2 separate regions of the Homo sapiens genome follow, and region 2 is linked to region 1. The links are chromatin loops, found by intact Hi-C in ENCODE. Cell type or tissue: endothelial cell of umbilical vein. All regions are shown on one strand. Each heading gives the region's core, and the rest is flanking DNA. Links, peaks and the distances in the headings are about the cores only.

The links. Peaks named below come from ENCODE experiments on the same cell type or tissue, not always from the same donor. Only the 100,000 strongest peaks of a DNase experiment are listed, where the experiment ranks them.
Region 2: a loop joins it to region 1, with 18 times the contacts of the local background. A loop is called at or near these places in 5 of 110 quality-filtered maps.

The regions. Positions count from the first base shown.
Region 1 is chr3:142,207,266-142,212,265 of GRCh38, reverse strand. The region is part of intron 3 of GK5 (glycerol kinase 5); the gene reads left to right. Among named protein-coding and RNA genes, the nearest start is that of GK5, 16 kb to the left of the region's middle. In endothelial cell of umbilical vein, for the core only: no CTCF peak of the experiment used is centred there; DNase peaks (open chromatin) are centred at 2,025 and 2,395; H3K27ac peaks cover 742 bases.
Region 2 is chr3:141,957,354-141,967,983 of GRCh38, reverse strand. TFDP2 (transcription factor Dp-2) reads left to right here. Exons shown (of 13, transcript NM_001178139.2): 10 at 4,021-4,172; 11 at 8,144-8,310. Among named protein-coding and RNA genes, the nearest start is that of ATP1B3, 86 kb to the right of the region's middle. In endothelial cell of umbilical vein, for the core only: a CTCF peak has its summit at 5,248 (motif pointing left); a DNase peak (open chromatin) is centred at 5,223.

The DNA of each region.
Region 1 (5,000 bases), core at 1-5,000:
TCTTGGTTTAAACACACACCCACATTCCCTCCCCCAAAATCCCCCCGCCCACGTACCCACACACACCACTGTAAAATGTGTTTTTGTTAAAGCATTAGGCTCCAAAGGACATCTTGAGCTTGGGCAGTGGGAAAGAAAAGTGAGCAGAGGGGGAAAAGATGAATCTGAAAAATATAATTAGGGTGAATTCACAAGGACTTGGCTTCTAATTCAGTATTGGGCAGGAAGAAGAAATTTGAATTTACCAATACTGCTGGCCTTGATGTTTGGGCTGTATGATAGAAATCATAGAGAATGTAAGGAGGAATGGGCTGGGTAGTAGTGAGAGTAGGTAGAAGGAAAAATGATAAAATGTTTGGTTTTGGACGTGTGAATGTGGAGATATCTCAGAGGTGACTAGAACATTGGTTTAACTTGGACTGAGGCATAGCACATCTCCATCAGATAGGATCTTTTTATTTTCATTTTTGGGGGATGAGGTCTTCACTTTGCTACCTAGGCTGGAGTGCAGTGGCACGATCATAGCTCACTGCAGCCTCGAACTCGTGGGCTCAAGGGATCCTCCCACATCAGCCTCCCAAGTAGCTAGGACTATAGGTGTGTACCACACTATGGCTGGCTAATTTTTAAAATTTTTATAGAGATGGAGTCTCACCATGTTGCCTAGACTGTTCTTGAACTCTGAGCCTCAAGTGATCTGCCTGCCTTGGCGTCCCAAAGCGCTGGGATTACAGGCGTGAGCCACCATGCTCGGCCCAGTACTCTTTTTTTTCAGGACATGCTGCATCTCAGATTGATGCCTACATCTGCAGTTCCTCTGTGCTTACTCCACTCCCCAGCACTGGCCTTGGTTATGGCAAATCTTAAATAAATCTTATACAGTAGTATATTGTCAGATGAAGGGGTGAATGAATTAAACTTACCTGTACAGATAAGGTATCTAATCTTAGTGACCCTGTTGACATTTTGAGCTGAATAATTCGTTGTCATGGGGACCGTCCTGTGGTGTTGCAGCTGTTCAGCAGCATCCCTGGCCTCTACCCACTAGATGTCAGTAGCACCCCAGCCCACCTCACCACCATTTGTACCAACCATAAATGTCTCAAAACATTGCTGAACGTCCCCTGGGGACATCCCCAATTTGGAACCATTGGTGTAGATGAAGTCTCAAAAAATAGGTGTGTTCTCTGGTAGAGATTATGTGGAGAAAAGAAAAGCAAGCTAAGGATTTGGACTGCGGGTCCCTGCTCCCACCAAATTTAAAGTGAGTCAGGGAAGAAAAAGCCAGCAAAGCAGGACCAACGCTAATCTGGGAAGTGGATGGATGAAAGTGGAGGGAGGAGTATTCTCAGGGAAAGAACTGATTGGATGTGTCATATTCACTTGGCCATTGGCCCCAGTGATTGCTTTCATCAGGACCTGGCTACCATATCACTCATGACAGTAAGGTCGGAATATTAGGAAGCAGAGTTTTTGTCTGATGCTAGGACTATACATCACCATTAGAAGGAATAGAAGAGTTAGATTTCAAGACAGTTCACTTTCCTTACTGGTGGTGGTGGTGTTGTAGAGGGATAAGACTTCTTCCTAAAGCAATTCATTGTGAGTTTTTTATCTTGGCTGTCCTTTTTTCTTTTTTGAAATGTTTGTATTCTTTCATGAGTTTTGGGAACATTCTTTGCTTGTAGAAACTGAAATAGTGGATATTTTTTGAAGAAAGACTGAAAGCCTTTGTGCTTCTTTTACATTAAAATAATGGAGCGGAGCCTATTCTGCTCATTGGGCCCCAGGGAGCCAATGTGGTGTATGATGCTGACAGATTCCACAAGAGCCCTAGCAAACAGCCGGGACACAACACAGATGGGCACAGCACAGGGCCAGCCAGAAGCACTAATTGTTCATTTGTGAGAGAAAAGGAGAGACAGACTAGATCCTGTGGAAAAACCTATTGTTCGTTCCAGTCCTGGCCAGCAGCTCCTCCTCCCAGCTTGTTGTTTTTTTCCTCCTGCATCCATGGTGCATTTCTGTCCTCATGGCCATAGAAACATTATTTTCCTCACAGTTGCTGTCAGGAGGTCTAAAACTTTGAACTTTCTTTTTGTTTTTCTCCCTATCTCTCCCCCATCCCCCTGTTAGGGACCAGGAAACTTACGAACTTTTTTCAGTCTTTGAGCTTTCTTCATGTTCTTCAGGTTAAGCTTTTTTTCCAATATATTCAAAAAGTGGTGTGTTTAGCCTGCTTTCTAAAATAACTCTAACTGATAACACTTCCATTTTGGTTCTTTTAAATTCCTTTTGTTCTAAAAAAAAAAAATCACGAGCTGTTTTGTTTCTTTAGTCAATGTCTCTTGGGAGATTTCTGCCAGCTAACTTCAGATCAGGGTGTGTGCCAATTAGCAACACAAACTGTGAGTCATGGGAGCCTGGATTCACTCATAACTGTTTGAGGGCTCACAGGGAGTAATGCACCGTGCTGGGGGCTGCACTGCGTATACAGATGAATAAGAATACCAGCCCTAATTTACAATCTCATTATATAGGTACACAAATTACTCTATATTCCCATTGCACAAAATAGATTTTTATTGTAGTATTTGATACTTACATTAATGAGTCTTACCAAATACTTATGACTTAAAATATATTAAGAGCCACAGAATGATGTAAAGTGTTAGAAGGGTTTAAGACAATTAATTTACAACATTGCCATTTATACTTTTCCTTCATTTTTCCTTTTTTTGTTGATAGAGATAAAATAAACCCAGGTCAGTGCTGAGTGAATATTGGAATGTATGCTATTACTTGAAAAATCAGTATTCTAGATTGTCTTGTTCTATGTTATAAATTAATGATGCCACTTTCATCTTGTGATTTTGTCTCTCCCCCTCACTGCTTTTCAGCCACACTAGCCATTCAGTTCCTCTAAGACACGCTTTATCTTGCTCTAGGACATTTGAACATATAGCACATTTTGTTGGGAATGTTCATACTTCTGATTCCTTCTTATCCTTCAGAGCTGAGATCCATTGCCATTTCTGAAGCCTTCACTGACCACCACACAGGGGCCATCTGTTAAATACTCTCATGGCACCTCTATTTATCCATTTTTTTTTTTTTGAGGCGGAGTCTCACTCTTTTGCCCAGGCTGGAGTGCAGTGGTGCTATCTCGGCTCACTGCAAGCTCTGCCTCCCGAGTTCACGCCATTCTCCTGCCTCAGCCTCCCGAGGAGCTGGGACTACAGGTGCCCGCCACCGCGCTCGGCTAATTTTTTGTATTTTTAGTAGAGACGGGGTTTCACCATGTTAGCCAGGATGGTCTCGATTTCCTGACCTCGTGATCCGCCTTCCTCGGCCTCCTAAAGTGCTGGGATTACAGGCGTGAGCCACCACGCCCGGCCTCTATTTATCCTTTATAGGGCGTATTCCAGCTGTAAGTGAGCAACTGAGTAATTGATTATTTGTTTACATTCCCTGGTAGAAAGTACAGTCATCAGGGCAAAAGTGCTGTGTGTCTCTGTTCATAGCTGTGTACCCAACTCCTGGTACAAATTGGCTTATAAATTTTTGCTGAAACCAGTGATTGAACATCAGATTTAAGTGTATAAGTATGTGCTGTTGTAGAATGGCTCTGAAGAATTATATATCAATAGATTTTATCTTTATCAAACACAATCTGATCTTTGACAAAGGTGCTAAGACCAGCCAGCAGAACAAGAATAGTTTTTTCAACAGATGGTGCTGGGAAAACTGAACATTCACATGCAAAAGAATTAAATTGGACCCTTACCTAATACCATATACAAAAATGAATCCCAAAATGCATCAAAGACCTACATTTAAAAGCTTAAACTATAAACTAAAAACTCTTAGAAGAAAACAGGAGAAAATCATCATGACTTTGGATTTGGCAGTGATTCCTTAAATGACATCAAAAGCAGTTAACAAAATAAAAAATAGATAAATTGGACTTTATATATCAAAGGACATTTATTTTTTCATTTGTTTATGATGACTAATTTTTCAATTTTCTTAACTATTGGAACTCTCCAAAGTAGAAAAATTACCCTAAATTTAATTATAAATAATAAGTAAGCTATGTTAAAATTAATTTGACATAATGTGCAATTTGCATTTAAAAAATGTCTGAAAAAATTTAGTCATTGATATCTAATATGCAGTTAGGCTTCAGAAAACCACCTGCAGCATGTAACGTGGAAGGTGTGCATCTTGGTAGGTTTGATTTGTAATTTCATCCAAGATTGAGGACTAAAACAATAGGAAATCACTCCTCTGATTTGTACTCATGATAATGGTGACCATTTGGATCTCTAAAGCGAAAAGAAGTAACATGCTCATGATCTAGGTAAATGTTGCGATTTCCATTAATAAAGGTGAAAAACAGGACCCTATCAACAGAGTGAATATTGCGTGATCTGGCCAGCAGCCCGCAATACAACGGGGCTCTCTCTTTGTTCCTAGGTGGATCAGCAGGTTGAGAAATAATAGACACAAACAAGATAGTGAAAGCTGGGTCCAGGGGGGTCACCGCCTTCTGGTCCTGCGGTGCCAACAATGCACTGGATATACCAGCATTTATTATTAAGTTTAGTGAGGGCGGGGGTAGGTTAGTGAGAGATTTAGGGTCATTTGATTATGAGGTGAGATGGTCACATGGGGATGAAGTAATTCTTTAACATAACATTTGTATGTAGAAGTACAGTACATTTGTATGTAGAAGTACAGTATACAGAGATAAGAATTTACAATATAATGTGTGCATCAGTAATTTCTAACAGAGCCTTAAAACAGAAACACAATCTTTCCATAACCTATGATTAGCAAGATATTGATCAGCAGTAACAGTTGCAACAAAAGCTGGTTAGAAACAATCCATGGAAACAGGACGTGAAGCTAGACAACCAGTTAGACCAGAAATTCTCAGAAGGGAGTATGTCTTAACCCTAAAGAGGCCTAGAAGAGCCGTGGCAAGATGAGGGCGT
Region 2 (10,630 bases), core at 2,865-7,864, 250 kb after region 1:
TTGGAGCTTAATTTTTTTGGCACGTTATTTTTAAAAACCTGTTTATCAGCATGCCAACAGTCATCTGCCTATCAGAAAGAATGGTGCTGGGCAAGATCACCCTCATGTGTGTAGGACTTTCCTGTCTCTAGATGCCTGATGCAAAGAATGAAACCATATTTTTTCCCTGCTTACCTCTGTACCATGAACATTGTTTTTTTATTTTTTAAAGTCTTGAACTTCTTTTCCTCTACTGTCTCTCAAACCAAATATTTGTAGAAGAGTTCCACCCAGGGGCAACATGGCTGTCAACATTCATAGAAACAGGTCTCTCTAAACATTAAAGTGAAACCCAAAGTATAACTGAAATCAACTTGTGGTCTTCTGGTAAACTTAAAACTTATTTCCAAAGGCCGGATGTGGTGGCTCACGCATGTAATCCCAGCACTTTGGGAGGCGGAGACGGGCAGATCACCTGAGTTCAGGAGTTCGAGACCAGCCTGACCAACATGGAGAAACCCCGTCTCTACTAAAAATACAAAAAATTAGCCAGGCATGGTGGCGCATGCCTGTAATCTCAGCTACTTGGGAGGCTAAGGCAGGATAATCTCTTGAACCTGGGAGGCAGAGGTTGCAGTGAGCTGAGATCGCCCCACTGCACCCTAGCCTGGGCAACAAGAGCGAAACTCTGTCTCAAAAAAAAAAAAAACAAAAAACTTATTTCCTCCTAGCATTTCAGTTTTTTTCCTTTCATCAAATAAATTAAGTTGTCATAGAAAGTAAATTAAGCAGCCAGGCACAGTGGCTTACTCCTGTCATCCCAGCACTTGGGGAGGCCGAGGTGGGCAGATCACGAGGTCAGGAGTTTGAGACCAGCCTGACAAACATGGTGAAACCCCGTCTCTACTAAAAATAAAAAAATTAGCCAGGCATGGTGGTGCACACCTGAAATCTCAGGTACTCAGGAGGCTGAGGCAAGAGATTCACTTGAACCCGGGAGGCGGAGGTTGCAGTGAGCCGAGATTGCACCACTGCACTCCAGCCTGGGCAACAGAGCAAGACTCTGTCTTTTTTTTTTTTTTTTTTTTAATAAGTAATCCATTTGCTGTGGCTAAGCTCACTTGATTTTTTTTTATAAGCTCATGTCACAACTCACTCATGTCACATGACACAGGTAACTATTACCTCCTTGCTACCACCTCTCTTTTATTTTTGGTAATGTAGAAGAATGGAGTGAGTAAAGCAAACCTGTAGATAATCCCAATATCCTACTTTTATCTCTATAATTGCCCTTTCCAGCCCTTAAACCTTTTCCATAATAAACGCATAGGAAAATGAATGAACACACTTAAAGCTGTTCAGCCTCTGGAATAGATGTTAATGAGTTTGAAAAAGAACAAAAGGCCAAAGGAAATCAATCAAAGGGCAACAAATAAGTCAGTTCAAAATAAGTGAATTATTTTTCCTTTTACTATCCAAAATAACATTATATGGTATATGAAATTTGTGACAGTGTTAAAAAAAACATTATTATGACCAGGTGCAGTGGCTCATGTCTGTAATCCCAGCACTTTGGGAGGCCGAGGTGGGCAGATCACAAGGTCAGGAGTTCGAGACCAGCCTGGCCAATATGGTAAAACCCCGCCTCTACTAAAAATGCAAAAATTAGCCAGGCATGGTGGCGGGTGCCTGTAGTCCCGGCTACTCGGGAGGCTGAAGCAGGAAAATCATTTGAACCTGGGAGGCGGAGGTTGCAGTGAGCTGAGATCGTGCCACTGTACTCCAGCCTGGGCAACAGAGTGAGACTCCGTCTCAAAAAAATAATAATAAATAATAATAATAAAAACATTATGTTTTTACTGCTCTCTTCACTTGAAAAACCATTGATACTATTAAATGTACACAGCATTAAATAGTGAATCACAAATACATAAGGGCCATTAGTTATCACTGCTTATATTCCCCCATATACCAGGGTCCTCTTGTGGCACTAGGGACAGACACCAAGTTAGGCAAAGTGTAGGAACAGCTCTTGAGATGTGTATTCTAGTAAAAGGGAAGAGAAGCTATGCAGGAGTATTTAAGCATGTAATTCTTTTTCTCAGTTCCACAGTTTAATCATAATTTTTCCTCATTATTAAAGGAATTAAGCAATGAATTCGTTTTTTAGCAACAGAAAATAATGAAATGTAACCTCAATAATGTTTGGTAATGATATTGATAGTGCTAGTTATTGATAGTGATTTTTGGACACACTTAGGTCTACAATAAATTGGTGTTCATTATTTTTTGTGCTTTTCAAAGAGTAAATCTTCCCCTTTTGGGGAGATAGCACTCAGCCATTTTAAGATAATAGTAATCTTTTCTTTTCTTTTCTTTTTTCCTTTCCTTTCCTTTCCTTTCCTTTCCTTCCCCTTTCCTTCCCCTTCCCCTTCCCCTTCCCCTCCCCCTTCCCCTTCCCCTCCCTTCTCTTCCCTTCTTTTCTTTCCTTTTTTTCTTTTCTTTTTCTTCTTGAGAAAGGGCTCTGTTGCCCAGGTTGGAATGTAGTGGCACAGTCATAGCTCACTGCATCCTCCAACTCCTAGGCTCAAGAGAACTTCCCACTTCGGCCTCCCAAAGTGCTGAGATTACAGGTGTGAGCTACCATGCCTGGCCAATAATAGTAATCTTACTGAAACTTTAGTTAAGGTCCAGAACCTGAAATAAACAATACTGATCATAAGATTGCTAAAATGTAAAAAATAAATTTATCACTACTGGGTGACAAGATTATAACAAGCTAATGAAGGGGAATGAATGGCTCTGACTTGAGGAACTTTTAAAACGTTATCTGTTTCTTGAGCAGATGAAAAACTTGAACTGCATACAGTCTTTCTAGCTGTGAAATTCTATCGTACATTTACCTTATTAAAAAAAGGGAGATCACTTGTTTGTTTGTTGGTTGGTTTTTCTCAGACAGAGTTTTGCTCTTGTTGCCCAGGCTGGAGTGCAGTGGTGCAATCTCGGCTTACTGCAGCCTCCGTCTAAAAGGGAGATCACTTTCTTTGGCTTTTGAGTAATGGTTATAACTAAAAGTAGCGGCAAGATCCAGTAAAAAAATTTAGGCCTTGATGTATCTTATAATTAGTGCTGAGCCTCAGTTACCTCATCTGGAAATGTCTGGTTGGGGAAGGCTGGGGCTGGATTCCAAACTGTGCCCAGAGGCTGCTGAGAAGTTCTGTGGAGGTGCCTTAGAAACCATGTGGCTGTGCTTGAGGGCAGAGATGGCAGAGCTTAGGACCTGGCCTCACTGCAGCCAGCCTCAACAGCACCACTTCCATCTGTTTTACATGAGTTTTTTTTTGTTTTGTTTTGAGACAGGGTCTCATTCTGTCACCCAGGCTGGAATGGAGTGGTATGATCTCTGCTCACAGCAAATTCTGCCTCCTGGATTCAAACAATCCTCCCACCTCAGCCTCCTGGGTAGCTGGGACTATAGGCACATACCACCATGCCCAGCTAGTTTTTGTATTTTTTGTAGAGATAGGGTTTTGCCATGTTGCCCAGGTTGGCCTTAAACTCCTGGACTCAAGCAATCAACCTGCTTTGGCCTCCCAAAGTGTTGGGATTACAGGCGTGAGCCACTGTGCCCAGCCTCCCTCGAGATTTTATTTGAAGAAACAATTTTGTGCCTTTAAAATGTTTGCATATCCCTGGGCTACACATCCTAAAGTTTGGGGGCATATTTGACCCCAAACTGTCAGGAGTCTATGTTAGATAAATGGTATCACCCTTGCTGTGTCATTTGCTGAAGAGTTCCAGGTGCCTACTGGTTCTTTCCCAGATTGTGAGGTCCTGTTTCTATGGATGATGGAAAAATGTATTTATTGAGTTGGATCATTCTTTCTTAAATGTTTAATTTTTTAAATTAATTCATTAGTGCAGGCGGGATGTCTCTTTAAACTCTAATTTTAAACTATATTTAAAGGTATTATCTTAATTCTTTTAAATTCCAACTCACTTATGCACAATTGACCATATTGTTTTTATTGATCATTACAGCAAATCGCTTTCAAAAACCTGGTACAGAGAAATCGACAAAATGAGCAGCAAAACCAGGGCCCGCCGGCTCTGAACTCTACCATTCAGCTGCCATTCATAATCATCAATACAAGCAGAAAAACAGTCATAGATTGCAGCATCTCCAGTGACAAGTGAGTGGAGAACTAGGGATGGGTGCAGGGCTGGCCTTCTGTTAACATTTTCATATCATTTGCAAACTCAAGAAGGATGCACTTTATTAGTTGCACCCCTCAAAGGCTGGCTTCCTTGGGGCACATGAAACACCTCCTGAACCATGGGTGCAATCTTCCACTAGTGTGCGCTCCAACCCTCACCCTCTGTGGTCCCCTGTCTTGTGCCAGGCACTGTGCTGTCTGTATTATATGTGTGTGGCAGTGTCTGGGCCCAACCTATGACGTGCTGCATGTATGTGGTAACTCTGAGCAAGTAACTGTGATAAGTTAGCCCAGCACTGTGGGTCTGGGACAAGGTAGATTCATTGGTGATTCACCGTCATAGTTTATTACGGAAATATTTTAGGTCAACATGTGGCATTAAACCAATTATTTCTTTGTTTTGCTATATCATAGTTATGCATGCTTCTGTTTATTAATGAATGTATGAATAGACATGAAAATGCCTGGCACATTCTTTGCTTCCTTTAAATTGTGTTTTTACATTTTAACTAAGATCAATGATAATATTCATTATGGCAAATAAGAAGTAGCACTTTTCAAAATATAGAATTAATTTGTGATGTATTTTACCATTCATGAAAAAGTTTCTCTCAGTGGTCTTCAGGCTGTGACCAGTACCATAAAAGAGTTAAGAGTATATATAGGGTGCAGAGTGAGACGGATCCATGTACCGCTTATGGCTCCCCCACTTCGCTGCTGCAAAGCTCTGTTTTCTCAAGAACAAATAGGAATGATACTGGGTCCCCTATGACTTCCCAGCCTTGTGAGGATTAAATGAGTTAATGTCTATAATGACTTGAGGTAAGTGTTTTTTAAATGTTAGCTGCTGTTACAAAAGGTCAGCCTATAGTTTATTGTTCAAATAGGGATTTATTAATGCAAAAGAAGACTCTATAATAATTGCGTCAGTACCACAGGCATACCCCAGAACTGTCCCAGGGATACCAGAACTTCCTGTCTCCTAGGGCCCTGACATTGCCCTTGGGCTTCACTGCTACTTGTTTTCCCACTCTTCTTCCTGGCGCTCTTGCGCCCCCTGCCGGTCTCTGTTGTGTCCAGAGATTCCGGGCCACTCCACTAAGAAGGCACACACACAAAAGAAGAGTTAGCCAGGCGTGGTGGTTCACACCTGTAATCCCAGCACTCTGGGAGGCCGGAGGCTAGTGGATCACCTGAGATCAGGAGTTCGAGACCAGCCTGGCCAACATAGTGAAACCCTGTCTCTACTAAAAATACAAAAATTAGCCAGGCTTGGTGGCGCACGCCTGTAGTCCCAGCTACTAGGGAGGCCAAGGCAGGAGAAACGCTTGAACCTGGGAGGCAGGGGTTGCAGTGAACCGAGATTGTGCCACTACACTCCAGCCTGGACGACAGAGCAAGACTCTGTCTCGAAAAAAGAAAAAAGAAAAAAACAGCAGGAATTTCAAAACTATTTGATAATTGAGACTATAGACACAAAAAGAAATAGTAGAGGTTATGAAGTAAACCAGAACCAATAAATTTTTTTTTAAGAGTGGATTCTTGGCCGGGCGTGTTGGCTCATGCCTGTAATCCCAGCACTTTGGGAGGCCAAGGCAGGCAGATCACCTGTGGTCAAGAGTTTGAGACCAGCCTGACCAACATGGTGAAACCCTGTGGCTACTAAAAATACAAAAATTAGCGTGATGATGCACACCTGTAATCCCAGCTACTCGGGAGGCTGAGGCAGGAGAATCACTTGAACCCAGGAGGCAGAGGTTGCAGTGACCCAAGATTGTACCATTGCACTCCAGCCTGGGCAGCAAGAGCAAAACTCCGTCCCCCCCAAAAAAAGAGTGGATTCTCACTGTTCTCACTGTTGCCCAGGTTGGAGTGCAGTGGCTATTTACAGGCACGATTATAGCTCACTGCAGCCTCAAACTCCTGGGCTCAAGCGGTCCCCCTGCCTCAGCCTTCCTAGTAGCCAGGACTGCAGGTGCACACTTCCTTGGCCAACTAAAGCTGATCCATTTTTTAATCTTCTAAGTTTCTTAACCTCTCTGAGATCATGTTCCTTTCTCCACAAAAATAAGAATTATAGTATTTACCTTGCCAGTTTCAAAAAGTTATGGGTAAATTAATATACAACCCAGCCCAGTGGTCAGTAAGTGGTAGATATCTGAATTATTTTCCACACACTTGCAAATTCTTTATAAATATATGTCAAAGAGGACCATTAACATAGTCTCAGAAAACTGAGAATTCAGGCCGGGCACGGTGGCTCACACCTGTAATCCCAGCACTTTGGGAGGCCAAGGTGGGTGGATCATAAGGTCAGGAGTTCGAGACCAACCTGACCAACATGGTAAAACCCCCATTTCTACTAAAAATACAAAAATTAGCCAGGCATGGTGGCACGCGCCTGTACTCCCAGCTACTCAGGAGGCTGAGGCAGGAGAATCACTTGAACCCAGGAGGTGAAGTTTGCATTGAGCCGAGATCGTGCCACTGCACTCCAGCCTGGGCGACAGAGCAAGACTCTGTCTCAAAAAAAAAAAAAAAAAAAAAAAACAACAAAAAACTGAGAATTCTGGAAAATGGTTAGCATCTTTTCAGATAAAAAACACAAAACTTAGCATTCTAGTTACTCTCTCAAATTAGTCTCTTGTTTTGTATGGAGAATTATAAAACTATCTTAGGTTAGTCTCTTAAGTCTAAAAAGAATGATGGGAAAATCTGGGAATCATTGGCCTAGGGTATTGTGGACACTGTTCCCCCAGGCTGGAATCTGGTGAGGCTTCCATCTCTTGGGTGGTCCCTGACTCATGCCCTTTCCTTGGCCTTCCTTTGAGTGGAGGGAAGGAGGCTCTGAGTAGCTTGTACAAGCTTGTTATCCGACGTAGGTCCAAAAACCCTTTCAGTTACTTTGGTGATGCAGTCTTTCCCCATAATTAGCCAAGAGGCTTTCCACAATGAGGATTACATTTACAAAACGATCTGCTTTTAACAGATGCCTGAAATCATCCCTGTGGCAGGCACCCACTTCAGATTTTTTTTTTTAAGTTGTTATTGTACTTTAATCAAATTCATATACTTTAGATTACTTAAATTGGTATTTTGCTTCAAATTATAATTTTTGCTTCTAAGATAATCTGTTATTCAAATTATCTTAGATAGGGTATAAAGTTTTACCCTCACATGATTTTAATAGAATTTCATGACCAGGTGAAACCTACCATTGTCCCCAAACCCTGTCCCTGCAGGGCTGAGGCCCATGATGAAGGTGCTCCAGGCCTAGCCTAGGAGTCGGAAGGACTGTGTCTTCCTTCTTTTGCCTCTTGATTAACGTGTGTTGGGCTGCTGGGAAGCTGGGAATCCAATTTGGGTACTTTCCAAACATATTTGGAAACGTGCTTGTATTACATGTGACATTTTTTCTTAAAACATTTTACTCCTTAGCCTCTCAGGACAGGATTTGGGGTTGTTTTCACTTGTTGAAAGTCTTCTATTTATTGCTTATCTGAAGTAGGCTGTAGCTAACATTTGACTCATGAAAATGAAGTAAGCATTCAAAATGTTTTTTTCCTCAAAGCTAACAGGCCAACTCGGAATAGGGATATCGTAATATTAAAGTAGAAAGGCTTTTCTTTTGTGGCAAAGCTGTAGGCAACTTTGAGAAGTACTGGATTTAGAATAAAATTTCTATCCTCTGTTTGTAACAGAGTTAGGGCTAAAGTTTGTGGGTTTCTATCATCTGTCAGAGGAATGTTGTTTTAATTGGGAAAGTGTTTTATTTGAGATGTCATTCCCCTGACAGAGCAGAATGACTCATGGCTCTCTAAATGGTAGCAATTTCTAGCACTATAGCTGGATTTAGGCCCCCATTCTGTTACTTAAACTATAGAATACAAAACTATTCAGACCTCTCCAGCACCACCAAAAACCCTTTACTTTGTTTCCTGATGCAGGTTTGAGTATCTTTTCAATTTTGACAACACCTTTGAGATCCATGATGACATAGAAGTACTAAAGCGGATGGGAATGTCGTTTGGCCTGGAGTCAGGCAAATGCTCTCTGGAGGATCTGAAACTTGCGAAATCCCTGGTGCCAAAGGCTTTAGAAGGTTATATCACAGGTATGTTAACTGATGCTTTCATGTGTTGTCCCTGATTAAATGTTGAATCCAAACTTGTTAAAACCTTTCTTATAGAAAATTGCAAAATTTTAGAACATCTGTGCTTGTGTCGACAAACTGAAACCTTTAACACTTTAGGACCATTTTTTCAAAAATTAGATTAAATAGTTTGTTTCATAACATTATGAACTTACATCTATACACCACACATTATATACTATTACATCTAAATTGGCTCACTCAGCACTGAATTTGGCTCTTCAGAGAGATCTTGTAATTCCCAGTACCTAGCTTAGAGCCTAGTTAGAGTAAGCTAGTAAAAGCTCAATGAGGGAGTTTTAAAAAATCTTCTCTTAGTGCCCTGTGGATACTTCAAGGGAAACTTTGGGCAATTTACAAAAGAAAGTAGGTACATCCTGGCCGGGCGCTGCAGCTCACACCTGTAATCCCAGCACTTTGGGAAGCCAAGACGGGTGGATCACCTGAGGTCGGGAGTTCGAGACCAGCCTGGCCAACATGGTGAAACCCTGTCTCTACTAAAAAAATACAAAAAATTAGCCGGGCGTGATGGCACATATCTGTAATCCCAGCTACTCAGGAGGCTGAGGCAGGAGAATCACTTGAACCTGGGAGGTGGAGGTTGCAATGAGCTGAGATCGCCATTGCACTCTAGCCTGGGCAAGAAGAGTGAAACTCTGTCTCAAAAAAAAAAAAAAAAAAAAAAAAGTAGGTACATCCTACTTCCCTCTAATGGAAAATTTAGTATATCTATTATCTGCCCATACATAAAAACATTTGATTAATTGAATTCAGAGAGGAGGAGTGGACTGAAAGTTTAAATGTCAGGGGAAAAAAGGGCAGAACGGGGTAAACCTGGATTCACATTTGTGTACGCTGCTCCTCTTTACAGTAAAACTTCTCAAGTTGACCATATTTACTGTTCCTTCTTCCTCTTTCCCCAGTCTTAAATTGTTCTTATTAAATACTGAGTAGATACAAAGGTTGTTTACGTCTGTAGACTCTGAAGGGTCACAGTACAGTAGACCCCCATGAATCCAGCACCCAGCTGAGGAAAGCACATTACTGTTCCAGTCCACTGCATGCCCCTGCCCCAGGCTCTGTGCCCTTTCCCACCCCTCAAATATAACCATTCTCTTACATTTCATTGTCATTCACTTGCATTTCTTTAGAGATAAACCAAAATGGTAAACTGGAAATAATGTATTATTTAGTTTTGCCTACTTCTGGCCTCTATATAAGTGAAGTCATAGTAATATACTCTTTGGTGATTTGATTTTTTTTCACTCGATATTATGTTCTTTAGAGTCATCCATGTGATTTAATATAGATATAATTCATACATTCTTACTCCTGTGTAAAATTCCATTATATGAATACATCACAGCTTATCTGTTTATTTTACTGAAAATAAACTGTTTGTTTCCGATTGCTTGATGTTAAAATACAGTGCTGCTTTGAACATTCCTATACATGTATCCCAGTGACCACATGCAAACGTACAGATTGAACTTGTTAGGTCAGAGTTGGGTACATCTTCAGCTTTACTAGATGATACCAAAAATTTTCAATTTGATTTTACCAAATTACACGTTCCCCAGCAGAGTAGAAGTGTTCTATTTTCCTAATCAGGTGGGTCTGAAATGATACCATTGTAGCTTTTCTAAATTGAGATTGAATTCACATGCCATAAAATACACCATTTAAAAATGTCAGTTCAGTGATGTTTTGGTATATTCACAAGGTTGCTAATCATCACCACTATCTGATTCCAGAATATTTTAATTTAAAAACCCAAAAAGAAACCCAAACCCATTAACAGTCTCTATTCCCCCATTCTCCCTCAGCCCCTGGCAACCACTAATCTACTTTGTGTCACTATGGATTTGCCTATTCTAGAAAGACGCTTTATGTGAATGGAACCCTACAGCATGGGGCATTTTGTGGATAGCTTCTTTCACTTAGTGTAGTGTTTCAAGGTTCGTTCATGTTGTAGCACCATCAGTATTTCATTCCTCTTTATTGCCAAATACTATTCCATTGTATGGATGGACCACATTTTGTTTATCCATTCATCAGTTGGTAGATATTTGGACTGTTTCCACTTTTTGGCTATCTCGAATGATGCTGCTGTTAACATTCTTATAAAAGTTTATGTGTAAACATATGTTTTTATCTCTAAAAACATATACCTACGAGTGAAATTGCTGGGTCATATGGTAACTCTGTGTTTAACATTTTAAGGAAATACCAAACTGTTTTCCAAAGCTCCTGTACCATTTACAGTCCAACCAGTGGATAA